2 separate regions of the Homo sapiens genome follow, and region 2 is linked to region 1. A link is a contact called in ENCODE Hi-C or POLR2A ChIA-PET data. All regions are on one chromosome and are shown on one strand. Each heading gives the region's core, a stretch centred on a gene start or an enhancer-like site at or near the end of the contact. The rest is flanking DNA. Distances are from core to core; before and after follow the strand shown.

The links. A loop is a pair of places that touch in the nucleus more often than their neighbours do. ChIA-PET counts read pairs that join two places held with the same protein, here RNA polymerase II (POLR2A). Pooled maps may share reads with other maps.
Region 2: a loop to region 1 is called in a map of gastrocnemius medialis, with 15 times the contacts of the local background. The contact joins the promoter of LUCAT1 here to the enhancer-like site in region 1. A Hi-C loop is called at or near these places in 2 of 168 maps with a recorded cell type or tissue (HepG2 and gastrocnemius medialis) and 1 of 50 pooled maps. POLR2A ChIA-PET finds 5 or more read pairs at or near these places in 3 of 52 experiments (Panc1, WTC11 and activated T-cell).

The regions. Positions count from the first base shown.
Region 1 is chr5:91,013,672-91,020,632 of GRCh38, reverse strand. The region is part of intron 85 of ADGRV1 (adhesion G protein-coupled receptor V1); the gene reads right to left. Among named protein-coding and RNA genes, the nearest start is that of LUCAT1, 300 kb to the left of the region's middle. Within about 2 kb of position 3,122, at least 4 of the 41 ENCODE cell types and tissues checked have a DNase peak (open chromatin) inside an H3K27ac peak, as active enhancers do; they include gastrocnemius medialis, where a contact is called at or near this core.
Region 2 is chr5:91,309,938-91,316,668 of GRCh38, reverse strand. LUCAT1 (lung cancer associated transcript 1) reads left to right here and starts at 2,267. Exons shown (of 5, transcript NR_103548.1): 1 at 2,267-2,589; 2 at 2,892-3,031; 3 at 3,440-3,591. RefSeq lists enhancers at 1,968-2,755, 1,643-2,842, 4,287-4,831, 4,194-5,393.

The DNA of each region.
Region 1 (6,961 bases), core at 1,873-4,372:
GCTCTGTCTCATAGTCTGCAAATGCTGGAATGGATTCCAGGCAATGGCGTGATTGAAAGAACACAGACAGTCCAGAGTCAAAGACCTGACTCTGTCATTTCCTAGTGATGTAACCTGGTGCAAGTCATTAAGGTCCCTAAGTTCTACTCTTGACCTGCAAATTTAAGATAATAGGACCTCATCTGTTATGAGATTCAAGTGAGATAATATACGTGAAAGTACTTTCTAAAATGAAAAGTCATATGTAATGGAAGCTATCTGGCAAATTCTTTTTTCTGTGATCAGCTGATTAAATAATATAGGCCAGTGAGTGTGTCAGCACTAAGAAAGTTACATAGTTTAGAGGGTTGAGAAATGGAACCGGACACATGTTAGATTCCTAGCCCTACTCTTTGGGATCAAGGCCAGCTTACAAAAGCATACACCAGTGGTAGCCTGACAAGAACAATTGCTGGGACTTACTCAGAAATAATGTAAACCAGTTAACTTTATACGGATAGGAGCATCACTTGCCATCCATGGGGAAGAAATCATAGCCAATATGCCGTAACTATAAGCCTTAAAAATTAAAGTTAGAAACACTATATTTCTTCTAAAACTTTCTTAAACATGACATACTTTAATCACTAAGGCTTTGACAGGCCCAATTATTGGGTGAAAATTTTAACATTCTAGCTGCTCAAACAATTATACAGGGAGAAAGCATGAGACCTGGGGGTGGAAGACAGACAGAGAGTAGGAAATAGTTAAACAAATGTATGAAAAATGTTCTGCACCAGAATAATTAGATTTCGCTCTACATATATTTAAATAATCATAGTGAATCTGAAGAGCTAACGATGTGGAGAAATAGAAAATAATCATTTTTTAAGGGTCATGTGCTCAGATAGCAGTATTTTCACTAACAACCAGTTTGTTTGAATGACATCTATCACCGAAATCCCAGGAATTTAAGGATTAAAAAATAATTACAAAACAGTTTCCAAGTCATCAGACTTTTATGAAAAAAGAGGGATCAAGTGGCATCATATCCATTTTTTTCCCACAGAAGAGAAATAACCAAGTAAATTAATGTACAGCAATGTTCAAAGCTATTACATCTGTTGCTGTTAGCCAAGGGCAAGAAGAGCTGTCTTAATGTTGGTCTCACTTTGCTCTAAAGTATAACAGACTCATCAAATAGTATAAGTCTTAAGGTAAGAAAAAGTGGTTAAAGGTGTTCTGGCTAAAATGATCATCCATACCAGATTAAAGGAGACAACAATCACAAAGGTGAATGCACAAAAAGCCCACTGCTACTTTCCTTACTACTTACTAATTATGGTGTACCTGTGTAACAGACATAGATGCTAGTTGCCAGTACATTTATTCCCTGTTCTTCTGGTAACAGCAGTTTAGAATTTCCTTTGAAATTCATGTGATTTCATCATAACTGACCTCATCTTCCCTGCTTTTGCTCTAGCCATGGGCATATGACCTGGATAATCAATGTTATCTGCTCTCCTAGCCACAATGATAAGTTCAGGCGTGGATATTGAATCCATGCAGCCAACAGGACTCCTATTTAGAACTTCTGTTGGAACTGTTGAAAAGAGAAACTATCTTTCTTCTGGACTGGTAGGCTGAAAGGATGAGAACCTGAAGCCACCAGCCATTATGTTGCCACCCTGAGGGAGGCATCTTACAGTGATGAAATGACCGATTTCTATAACACCGGCTCAACACCTAGATGGTGAAAGTCAGAATGCTGTGACATCTTGAACCTCTGAATTCAGCAATGATTGAAGCCAGTCATTCGCCAACTTACTTAAGCTTTAAGGCTTAAGCCATGGCAGTTTACACTGGATTTCTGTCATTTGTATTAGCATGAATCCTAAGTTTGCTTCATCAAATATAGGGATATTTATTTATTGAATCAGTATAACTCTGCTTTAGAAGACAGCTTCATAAAGGAATCCAAATGTGACTATTTAACAAAAGGATTTAAGATTAATTTCTTAATTTATTTGTATGAATGTCCAGTTGCATTTTCCCCTTTAGCTGACTTAGGGCAAACATGGTATGCAAGACCTACAAGTTTCTTCTTTTTAGAAATGCAAAAGTTGCCTTTCACACCTAAGAACCCAAAGCAAACACTACTTGAGGTCAAGATACTGTGTAACATAAATCTCAGCTTTTCTTTCAACACTTCTCTTGAAGAGGCTCTGCCAAAACCTCTCTCCCACTATGCTGCTATGTAAATCTCCCATATCCAGTTTACCAAAGGCATCTCCCATGGAATCTCTGGCCAGGTCCCGGGACAGCAGAAGGAACTGTTTGAGAAATTCATCTGGAGCTGAGCTGTCTGGAGCTTCAGTTAACTCCACATATTTAAGGGCAGGGAGAATTGCAGTCTAGGAAGACCCCCTGGGATTGCCTGTAGGACATTCATCTTTCAGAACAGACAAGGTCAGAAGAGAGAAAAGATGCTCAGAGACTTTCAGAAAAGGTATTTCCTTCCCTTTCAGAACCAGGTTCTTTATTAGGTCTCTGTATATCATTTTCTTTTTCTAAGTGAATATAGAAGATCCAGCATGTACTTGTTAAAAACATAGTAGGGTAGATTATGAATACTCTCAATATAATATATTTGTTTTACATTCTTTCAGAATATCATATATACTTTATACTGCTGAATATATAAAATTATAGTTTTCTGTTAACAATTTAGTTATGTTGACTGATTGGAAGTGATTCTTTTTCTTCTAGGTCCATAGCTTTCAAACCTCAATCTGCATTAGAATCCTCTGAGGACTTGTTCAAAGTGCTGACACCCAGGGCCCACACTAGACCTGAGAAATAAGAATCTCTGTAGGAGACTAGAAATCGAAATTTTCTAGTGATACAAGTCACCTGGAAACCACACACTGGAAAACATTGTCCTGGGGGTAAATTCACATCCAAGGGCATACATACATTTGTACCTTATAACTCTACTTAACAACAATTCACATCACTGGTGACATGTCTACATCTTGATGCTTTTATCATAAAATCCTATTTACCAAGAGGCACAGCACAGAGTTCCAAAGAGCATGTAATAATTGCTCTGACTGGTTGTTTTGCCTGCAATCACCCCCTGTATTCATGCCACGGGAGGATAAAGTGTTCCTGACTCACTGCTGAAGTAACAGCACAATATAAACAACTTGAGCTCTCCTTCAGATAGGAAAGCAAAAGACATTTCATAGACCCCCACAGATCCACTGGTACATTTTAAATGGAAAATTTATCATTTTTTTTTTGGTGCTTATTTTATACTTTCATTTTGAACATGGAATTACAAAGAAGTACTTGCTGTATTATCTTTCACATTAGAATACATTCTGCCAATTGTGGTCCAAATGTAGTTCATGTGGTTTGGCGGCTGGTCAATCAGTATTGCAAGACAGAACAGCACCTCTTAATGAAAAATATGTCAAAATTGAAAGTTTAGCAATAGTAGATTGAACAAGGCTCTTCATGAGTCACATATATCCATTTTGAAAGCCATGCTTGTAGTAAGTCATGTTTGAAATGTGTGTCAATTCTTGTGGACTGCTTGGTACTACTGAGTGCAATGGAACAATGATTTCATAAACGGTTCTCCCATTGGAACTCTTCAGTTTATATCCTGAATATCCCTACGTCTTCCAATCATATTACAGTCTAGATCAATGTTAAAGTTCTCTTCTCTGTTTCTCTGTTCCCTCATTAGCTTCCCTTTTCATCCCTGTACTTTCTCTTTTTACTAACACCAAGGATTAATATCAGGGACTACTTTTATTACTGTATCTCTAGTGTCTACTAGAGCAATTGGCACATAGAAGGTGCTTAAAAAATATTTATTGAATTGATGAACAACAAAAAAATGAACTAAATGACTTTCTTTTCTTTGGTCACATTATCTTTTATTCCATTTTAACTTAGTCTATATCCTCAAGCTGGAGCAGGTGAGCGTCATCTCTGATTTTCACCATTTGCCACAGGATACCTAAAATTCATCAATCTGACCTTTGGTAGGCTTATAGGATTGCATGTCTGTTTCTTCTACTAATGATGCAGAGGACAGTGAATGGTTTTCATGAAATATTGGCCAGCATTTCCCCTACCTCCAAAGTCCAGAGGTTTTCTTTGTAATCAATAATCAGCTTAAGGAAATTAAGACAGAAAAAGAGACCAGGTAAATGACCTGGGTCACAAGTAATTTTTCTCTGCATTTGTTCACATGTGTGTGAAGCTTGCAGGGACTGAGAACTAGGATGGGGGCTAGAGTGTGTAAGAACAAGGACCCTCCAGGGTCTGGTAATTTCTAAAGAACTTCCTACCACACAATACCTGAAACCAGATAATGAATAAATCCTTAAAAAACACAAGATATTGTTTGTCATTGTTAAGGCATGGCATGGTCCAAATTAGCCAATTAAAGGCTGATTAATAATTTAAAAAATATAAAAATCTTCAACTAAAATTTCACATCCAGCCAAATTAAGCTTCCTACATAAAGGAGAAATAAGATCTTTTTCAAATAAGCAAATGTTGAGGGAGTTCATTACCATCAGACCTGCCTTACAAGAGATCTTGAAAGGAGCACTAAATAGAGAAAGACTGTTACCAGCTAATACAAAACACACTTAAATACACAGATCAGTGACACTATAAAGCAACTTCACGAACAAGCCAGCATAATAACCAGCTAACACCACAATGACAGGACCAAATCCAAACATATCAATAATAACCTTGAATGTAAACAAGCTAAATGCCCCATTTAAAAGGCACAGTGGCAAACCAGATAAAAAAGCAAGCCCCAATTGTACGCTGTCATCTCACACATAATGACACCCATTGGCTCAAAATAGAGAGATGGAAGAAAATCTACCAAGCAAATGGAAAACAGAAAAAAGCAGAAGTTGCGATTCTAATTTCAGACAAAACAGACTTTAAACAAACAAAGACTAAAAAACACAAATAAGGGCATTAAATATTGGTAAAGGGTTTAATTCACCTAAAGGACCTAACTATCCTAAATATATATGCACCCAACACAGGAGCACCTAGGTTCATAAGACAAGTTCTTAGAAACCTACAAAGAGACATAGACTCCCGCACAACAATAATGGGAGACTTCAACATTCCACTGACAGTATTAGATAGACCATTGAGGCAGAAAATTAACAAAGATATTCGGGACCTGAACTCAAAGTTGGACCAAATGGATTTGCTAGACCTCTACAGAACTCTCCACCCAAAAACAACAAAATATACATTCTTCTCATCGCCACATGGCACATACTTTAAAATCTACCACATAATTGGACATAAAACAATCATCAGTAAATGCAAAAGAACCACAATCATACCAAACACACTCTCAAACCACAGTGCAGTAAAAACAGAAGTCAAGACTAAGACAATTGCTCAAAACCATGCAATTACATGCAGATTAAACAATATGCTCCTAAATGATTTTTGGGTAAAAAAATGAAATTAACAGAGAAATCAAGAAGTTCTTCAAAACTAACGAGAACAAAGATACAAAATGCCAGAAACTCTGAGACACAGGTAAGGTAGTGTTAAGAGGGAAATTCATAGCACTAAATGCCCACATCAAAAAGTTAGATAGATCTCAAATTAATAGTCAAACATCACGACTCAAATATTAGAGAAGCAAGAACAAAGGAACCCCAAAGCTAGCAGAAGACAAGAAACAACCAAAATCCCAGCTGAACTGAAAGATATCAAGACACAAAAAAACCATTCGAAAGATGGAGTTGGTTTTTTGAAAAAATTAATAAGATATATAGGCCGCTAGTTAGATTAATAAAGAAGAAAAAAGATCCAAATAAACACAATTAGAAATGACAAAGGGGATGTTACCACTGCCCCTCACAGAAATAAAAATTACCATCAGAAACTACTACAAACACACCTTTGCATACAAACTGGAAAACCTAGAAGAGATGGATAAATTCCTGGACACATATACTTTCCCAAGACTGAATCAGGATGAAATAAATTCCCTGAACAGACCAATAACAAGCTCCAAAATTGAGTCAGTAATAAATAGCCTACCAACCAAAAAAAAACAAAAAACAAAAAAACTCCCAGGACCTGATGGATTTACAGCCAAATTCTACCAGATGTACAAAGAAGAGCTGGTACTATTTCTATTGAAACTATTCAAAAAAATTGAGGAGGAAGGACTCCTCTCCAACTCATGCTATGAGGCCAGCATCATCCTGATACCAAAACCTGGCAGAGAAACAACAAAAGAAAAACTTCAGCACAGTATCCTTGATAAACATCGATGCAAAAATCCTCAATAAAATACTTACAAACCATATTCAACAGCACATCAAAAAGCCAATCCACCATGATCAAGTAGGCTTCAGCCCCGGGAGTTCTTTCACCTCCCTGGTTAGCTGTATGTCTAGGGGTGTGTGTGTGTGTGTGTGTGTGTGTGTGTGTGTGTGTGGCAATTGTGAATGGGATTGCCTATGAGGCTACAGTAAGCAAAACAGCATGGTACTGGTATAAAAACAGACACATAGACCAACGGAACAAAATAGAGAGCCCAGAAATAAGGCCACATACCTAGGATCATCTGATCTTTAACTAAGCTGACCAAAACATACCATTGGGAAAAGACTCCCTATTCAATAAATGGTGCTGGGATAAATGTCTAGCCATACGCAGAAGATTGAAGCTGGACTGCTTCCTTACACCATACACAAAAATCAATTCAAGATGAATTAAAAACTTAATGTAAAACCCAAAACTATAAAATCCCTGGAAAACCACCTAGGCAATACCACCCTACACATAGAAATAGCAAAGATTACATGACAAAGACAACAACAGCAATCTCAACAAAAGCAAAAATTGACAAATGTGATCTAATGAAACTTAAGAGCTTCTGCACAGCAAAAGAAACTATCAA
Region 2 (6,731 bases), core at 1,018-3,517, 300 kb before region 1:
TGGCAGTGTGCACCTGTAATCCCAGCCACTCAGGAGGCTGAGGCAGGAGAATCGCTTCAACCTGGGAGGCAGTGAGCCGAGACCATGCCACTGCACTCCAGCCTGAGTGACAGAGCGAGACTCCATCTCAAACAAACAAAAAAGTTAGAAACCTATTTAGCTTATTTCGGGCATAGCACAGAGCAGCTAGTCCAAATCACAAATTTAAGTTTTCTGTTCCTATAGGTATAGTTTTTGAGTCTCGTATCTAAGCTATCCTTGAATCCCTACTTGAAAGTTGACCAACATTTGTCAAACAAAAAAATCTAGAGAATACTGCTCTTTAATGACCAACATGAAAGTACTGTGCTACTAAATTTTATATTTATTTATTTATTTACTTATATTGAGACAGGGTCTCTTTCTGTCACCCAGGCTGGAGTGCAGTGGTATGATCATGGCTCACCACAGCCTCCATCTCCTGGGCTTAGGTCATCTTCCAGCCTCAGCCTCCCATGTAGCTGGGAACACAGGTGCATGCCACCATATCCAGCTAATTTTTTGATATTTTTGTAAGGACAGGGGTGTCACTCTTGCCTGAGCTGGTCTTAAACTCCTGAGCTCAAGAGATCCTCCCACCTCGGCCTCCCAAAGTGCTAGGATTATAGGTGTGAGCCACCATACCCAGCCTACTAAATTTTAATAATGGTAACTTCTGCAATTTTCAGGAAATAGCTACTAGGTAGGATTTCCTCCTAGGCCACTTTTCTCTTTTCTTTTTTTCCCCCTTCCCTTTCCCCTTCTTCTCCTTCCCCTTTTTCCTCTTCCCCTTCCCCTTCTTCTCCTTTCAGAAGGAGTCTCGCTCCATCACCCAGGCTAGAGTGCAGTGGGGTGATCTGGGCTCTCTGCAACCTCCATCTCCCAGGTTCAAGCGATTCTACTGCCTCAGCCTCCGAGTAGCTGGGATTATAGGAGTGCACCAACACATCTGGATTTTTTGGATTTTTTGTAGAGACAGGGTTTCACCATGTTAGGTCAGACTGGTCTCCAACTCCTGATCTCAAGTGATCTGCATGCTCCGGCCTCCCAAAGTACCGGGATTATAGGAGTGAGCCACCACACCTGGCCTCTAGGCCACGTTCTTAAAGCTTTGTCCTGTCACCATTTATCTGCCAGGGACAAAAACAAAGAAACAAACAGAAGTAAGCCGATATCAAGTAGAAAAAAAAGCAAAACAAGTTAAGATTCTATTATGCTAGGAAGGTAGGTATAGATAAGTTCCTATAGGACCCTAATGGTCAGGATATTGAATTTCGACTTTATCCTGAAGACAATAGGGAGTCTTTGATATGGAGACAGACTAGAAATGTAAAATCAGTCTCTACATTTCAGAAACAAGGCTGAGTGCCGTGGCTCATGCCTAGAATCCCAGCACTTTGGAAGGCCGAGGCGAGCGGATCACTTGAGGTCAGCAGTTTGAGATCAGCCTGGCCAACATGGCGAAACTTCGTTTCTACTAAAAATACAAATAGCCAGGTGTGGTGGCAGGCGTCTGTAATCCCCGGTACTCAGGAAGCTGAAGCAAGAGAATTGCTTGAACCCAGGAGGCAGAGGTTGCACTGAGCCAAGATCACACCATTGCACTCCAGCCTGGGCAACAGAGTGAGACTCAGTCTCAGTAACAAAATCTAGGCTGGGCGTGGTAGCTCACGCCTGTAATCCCAGCACTTTGGGAGGCTGAGGTGGGCGGATCACCTAAGGTCAGGAGTTCCGGAGCAGCCTGGGCAACATGGTGAAACCCCGTCTCTACTAAAAATGCAAAAATTAGCTGGGTGTGGTGGCATGCGCCTGTAGTCCCAGCTACCAGGGGAGGCTGAGGCAGGAGCATCACTTGAACCCGGGAGGTGGAGGTTGCGGTGAGCCAAGATCACACCACTGTACTCCAGCCTGGCTACAGAGTGAGACTCCATCTCAAAAAAGAAAAAAAAAAAAGAAAATCTATTGACAAGATTGACAAGAGTTCATTTTAAAGATGATTCTCTACACTTGGAGCATGGGATCTTGCCTGTCAGCAATTTTCAGCCGTCTCCAGATTAGTAACTGTGACTTGCCACCCTGGTTGATGGGCTGGCAGGAAGGAGTGTGTCATATCAGAGATTGCCACAGACACCCAGGGCAATGTGATTTGTCACTTAAAGAGGACGGCAGATCAAGAGCATCTCATCCTCCGGCTGCTGAGTCATCCTGCTCTGGCAGTTATTTAAACAGAAGGCTCCAGGAGACATACAATCAACACTCCACTCAGACAATGCCCAGACCTCCAGAAACCATGTGTCAAGCTCGGATTGCCTTAGACAGGTGCAATTTAAGAACAGCTTTCATCCTCTTTTCTCTCATATTGTCACACTATGTGTTCTGACTTCTGGCTCCTTTCCTCACAAGAAGCTCACCCAGCTGGAACTCTTATGGGACCTTGGCACCAGAGACCACAAATTCCTCTTTGAAGTTTTCTAACAGCAACAATGGTATTTCTGACTTGGCTTTCTTGTATTTCTCTCACGTTAACAAAATTGGTTCAGCATCTACCATGGGCTACATGCTGAGCTACAGGTAAGGTTTGGCTAAAGGATGAATAAGAACCCCTCCTTGTCTTCAGGAGTTTGTCTAGCAGAGGAGTCTGTCATGTAATCAGGAAACTCCAGTACACAACGTGATAGCTCTAAGACAGGTATATACAAGATGATGTTCTGGACCTTAACTGTTTGGGGAGTACTACTGCCTTTGTCTAAAAGCCATCACCCTTTTTATATGCCATTTGGGAGGAACTGGGGGGACGTGGGAGGCTTCAAAGGGTTATGGGAGGATGGACATTTTAAAAGGGCTTTTCTTTTCTTTTTTTTTTTTTGAGACAGAGTTTCGCTCTGTCGCCCAGGCTGGAGTGCAGTGGCGCGCGATCTCGGTTCACTGCAAGCTCCACCTCCCGGGTTCACGCCATTCTCCTGCCTCAGCCTCCTGAGTAGCTGGGACTACAGGCGCCCGCCACCACACCCAGGTAATTTTTTGCATTTTTAGTAGAGACGGGGTTTCACCGTGTTAGCCAGGATGGTCTCGTTCTCCTGACCTCATGATTCACCCGCCTTGGCCTTCCAAAATGCTGGGATTACAGGCGTGAGCCACTGTGCCCTGCCAAAGGCCTTTTCAAATCTAACGATGTACTCACATTTCCACCTGTCTGCCAGCCCTTGTCCAGTTTGACCTGGGCACTCACTGCTGCTCTGGTGGTGAGTACTGCTGATGGTTCTTTTCCCTGCCCATCCTTGAGGTGCTCGCTTCAATATGTCAAATGAGGACTCTCATTACATTTGGCTGTCATACATCAGCCACAACTGTCCTGCCCAGAAGAGCTGGCCTTGGCTTTAAAGCCTACATCCTGGCTGACCTTCTTTACTGCTTTATTAAGGAATCCAACTTGCTGTTTGCTATCACATGTGCTATACATGCTGTTGATGAAACTGCTAAAGGGGCTGAATGTGACTGACGTCTTTGGAAGGATGAGACTTAGCGTGCCTGTACAGTTGTGTCCAAATGCTGTCCTCATCTCCCAATGAAAAGGTATTGTAAATAAAGAGAAAGATCAGAGGCTTATTTTAAACACTAAATATGAGCTAGGAGCTGTCCTAGACACTATGTAAAAGTTTTATTTAGTTCTCACTGTAATGTTGGCCTTATGTTAGCATCCCATTTTTCAGACTGAGGAAATTATGGCTCAGAGAGGTTAAGAGACTTATTGAAGGTCACACAGCTCCACAAACTTTGGTGTAGATTGAACGTGTACATGGGTCTATGTGACTTTGAATCTTGCATTCTTTACATTATTGGAATATTTCACAGAAGGAAAATGACATATTAACATGGCAATAAGATTTCTGGTTCCAGTCTGGTTACTGGTCTTCCAAGAGTGTTATAGGATGTATAGCCTGAGCTCTGAAGCTTTGTTCTGAAGCATGCTATCAATATGAACAAATTGGTATGGAAGGAAGCCACAAATTATATACTAAAATCTAGTTCATCAGAGGAAAATATAGTTAAATACATTTACATTCCCAGAACTGTTAATATTGAAGAATAAAACACACAGTGGGAAAGAGACGAAGAGAAAATACGCCTGTTTTTATGACTTGTTGATATCTACAGGGTTTTTCCTTAAGCCTCACAACAATTTACAGCATTGCCAGCAGCATTCAGTACATTCAGAACAGGATAATTTCACCCGCAGCTGAACTAGGGCCATGCCTGGGACAGACAGAGAATGGCCTTCCAGCAGACATGCCAAGAAGCAAGCCAGGGTCAGTGAGTGAAGAGGAGGGCAGGCCCATTTGAAGCAACACAGTTTATGTAAGTGTGATCTAACTGCTTTCACTGGAAATGGGTCAGACTCCAGTTGAGAGAACCAGGGGCCTGAATGACCCCAGCAAAATCACTGTGGCAATTCTTTCAATCACCTCTGAGAATATGGCCCTGTGACGACATAATGACGTTTGGATTAATTCCAGTCGGCTGTGTTTTCCCCTCCTTTCTTGCCTCCCCGTAGTTGATTTGCCAAATTTTTTTTGTTTGCTTAAATACGCGGAACTAAACAGGATACATTATATGACAGTCTGTGATAAATTTACCACTGGGAATAGGGAAAAAGTATGGGATAAAGAAATAGGTATTTTTCGCCTCTCACAGCTGTGATTCAGTTCTGACTCAAAAGGAAGTGTGCCACCTACTGAATCACAGAAACCACTTCCTGTGGCTGTTTGGTTTATTCTGGAGGAGCATCAGGCCAAGTGCTGCCCTGCCCTGACCCTGACTGGCTCTTCAGAGCCAAGGCATTCACAGCTTGAGGTGGTTTGGCCTCAGACTCTTGAGAACATTGCATATTAAATTACAAGTGTTTCGTTTCCTAGCAAGGAGTCTTTAGCAACATGAAAACGAACGTGTGTTATTTGCAAACCAAGTATATCATTACTGAACCTGAATATCCTTACTTTTTCATAAGGTACGTATTCCGGATGACCACTCTTAAGATCTGAATGTACACTGGTTCTGTTTTTCCTGAGGGGAACTTGGGCAGTCTGCAGGGTGGCATTTACCAGCTGAGGGACTTCAAGAGCACCCTTTAATCAGTGTGGCAGCACTCAACTTGTATTCACTCACTCAGAGTATTTTTGAGCATGTACTTATTGCCATGTGCTGTGCTAGGTAGGGGTAGAGGGTACAGTGGTGAACAAGACCCCACAGCTCCTGACCTCATGGCTCATGTGTTCTACACCATAAGGGAATCAAGCTGTGTCTCCCGGGGCAGGGGCCTTCCTCTGTTCACCATGCAGCCCCAGCATCTAGCACCTGGCGTTGCATAAAGGAGGCTCTAAATCAAGCTTGTCCAACCCAAGGCCCACGGGCCACATGTGGCCCAGGATGGCTTTGAATGCAGCCAAACACAAATTTGTAAACTTTCTTAAAACATTATAAGATTTGTGTGTATGTGTTTTAGTCCATCAGCTATTGTTAGTGTTCATGTATTTTATGTGTGGCCCAAGACAATTCTTCTATGTGGCCCAAGGAAACCAAAGATTGAACACTCCTGCTCTAAATACTTGTTTGTTGAATAGATACATGAAAAGAAAGAAGGAGAGAAGGAAGAAAGGAGGGCGGAAGGAAAGGAAGAAGGGAGAGAAGAAGAGAAGAAAGAAGCAGAGAAAGGAAGAGAAAAGAAATTACGGCCAGTGCGGTGGCTCACGCCTGTAATCCTAGCACTTTGGGAGGCCTAAGCGGGCTGATCACCTGAGGTCAGGAGTTCGTAAGCCAGCCTGGCCAACATGGTGAAACCCTATCTCTACTAAAAATACAAAAATCAGCAGGGCATGGTGGTGCGTGCCTGTAATCCCAGCTACCTGGGAGGCTGAGGTAGGAGAATCGCTGGAACCCGAGAGGCGGAGGCTGCAGTGAGTTGAGATCATGTCACTGCACTCCAGGCTGGGCAACAGAGTGAGACTCTGTCTCAGAAAAAAAAAAAAAGAAAGAAAGAAAGAAAGAAAGTTACCATTAGTTTTTTGTTGTATTTGCAAGCAAAGACAAAAGCACCAAGGTACTTGTTTCCTTCTGTAATTAGAGTTTCAAATAGACTAAAAGTTTCTGCTCTTAGGTGGGTCTAGAGACTCTCCAGTACCTCAGGACCTCAGGACACATGGGGTCTCTTGGTTGTTTTCTTTTCATTGTTGTTGTTTATTTTATTTTTGTTTTTATTTTTTAACTTTAAAACAATTTTTTGTAGATGAATATGCTTACATATGTTTGGGGGTTTTTTTGAGACAGGGTCTTGCTCTGTTGCCCAGGCTGGAGAGCGGTGGTTTAACCACAGCTCACTGCAGCCTCGACCTCCCAAGGTAGGGACTGCAGGTGTGTACACTGGGGTGCACCACCACACCCAGCTAATTTTTAAATTTTTTTTTGTAGATATTGTCTCACTCTGTTGGCCAGACTGGTCTTGAAATCCTGGGCTCGAGCAATTCTCCTGCCTCGGCCTCGTAACGCGTTAGGATTACAAGCGTGAACACCGCACCTGGCCAGCATGTGGTCTCTTAACCAGAGGAGGCCTCTTCTGAACTAGGTAGAGGTCCTGAGAATTGATTCTGAGAGTAAAAGGCTCTTTGTTCTCCTCAGAGTAGATTAGAATCCCTAATGATAGAGCATCTATTATTCCTCTA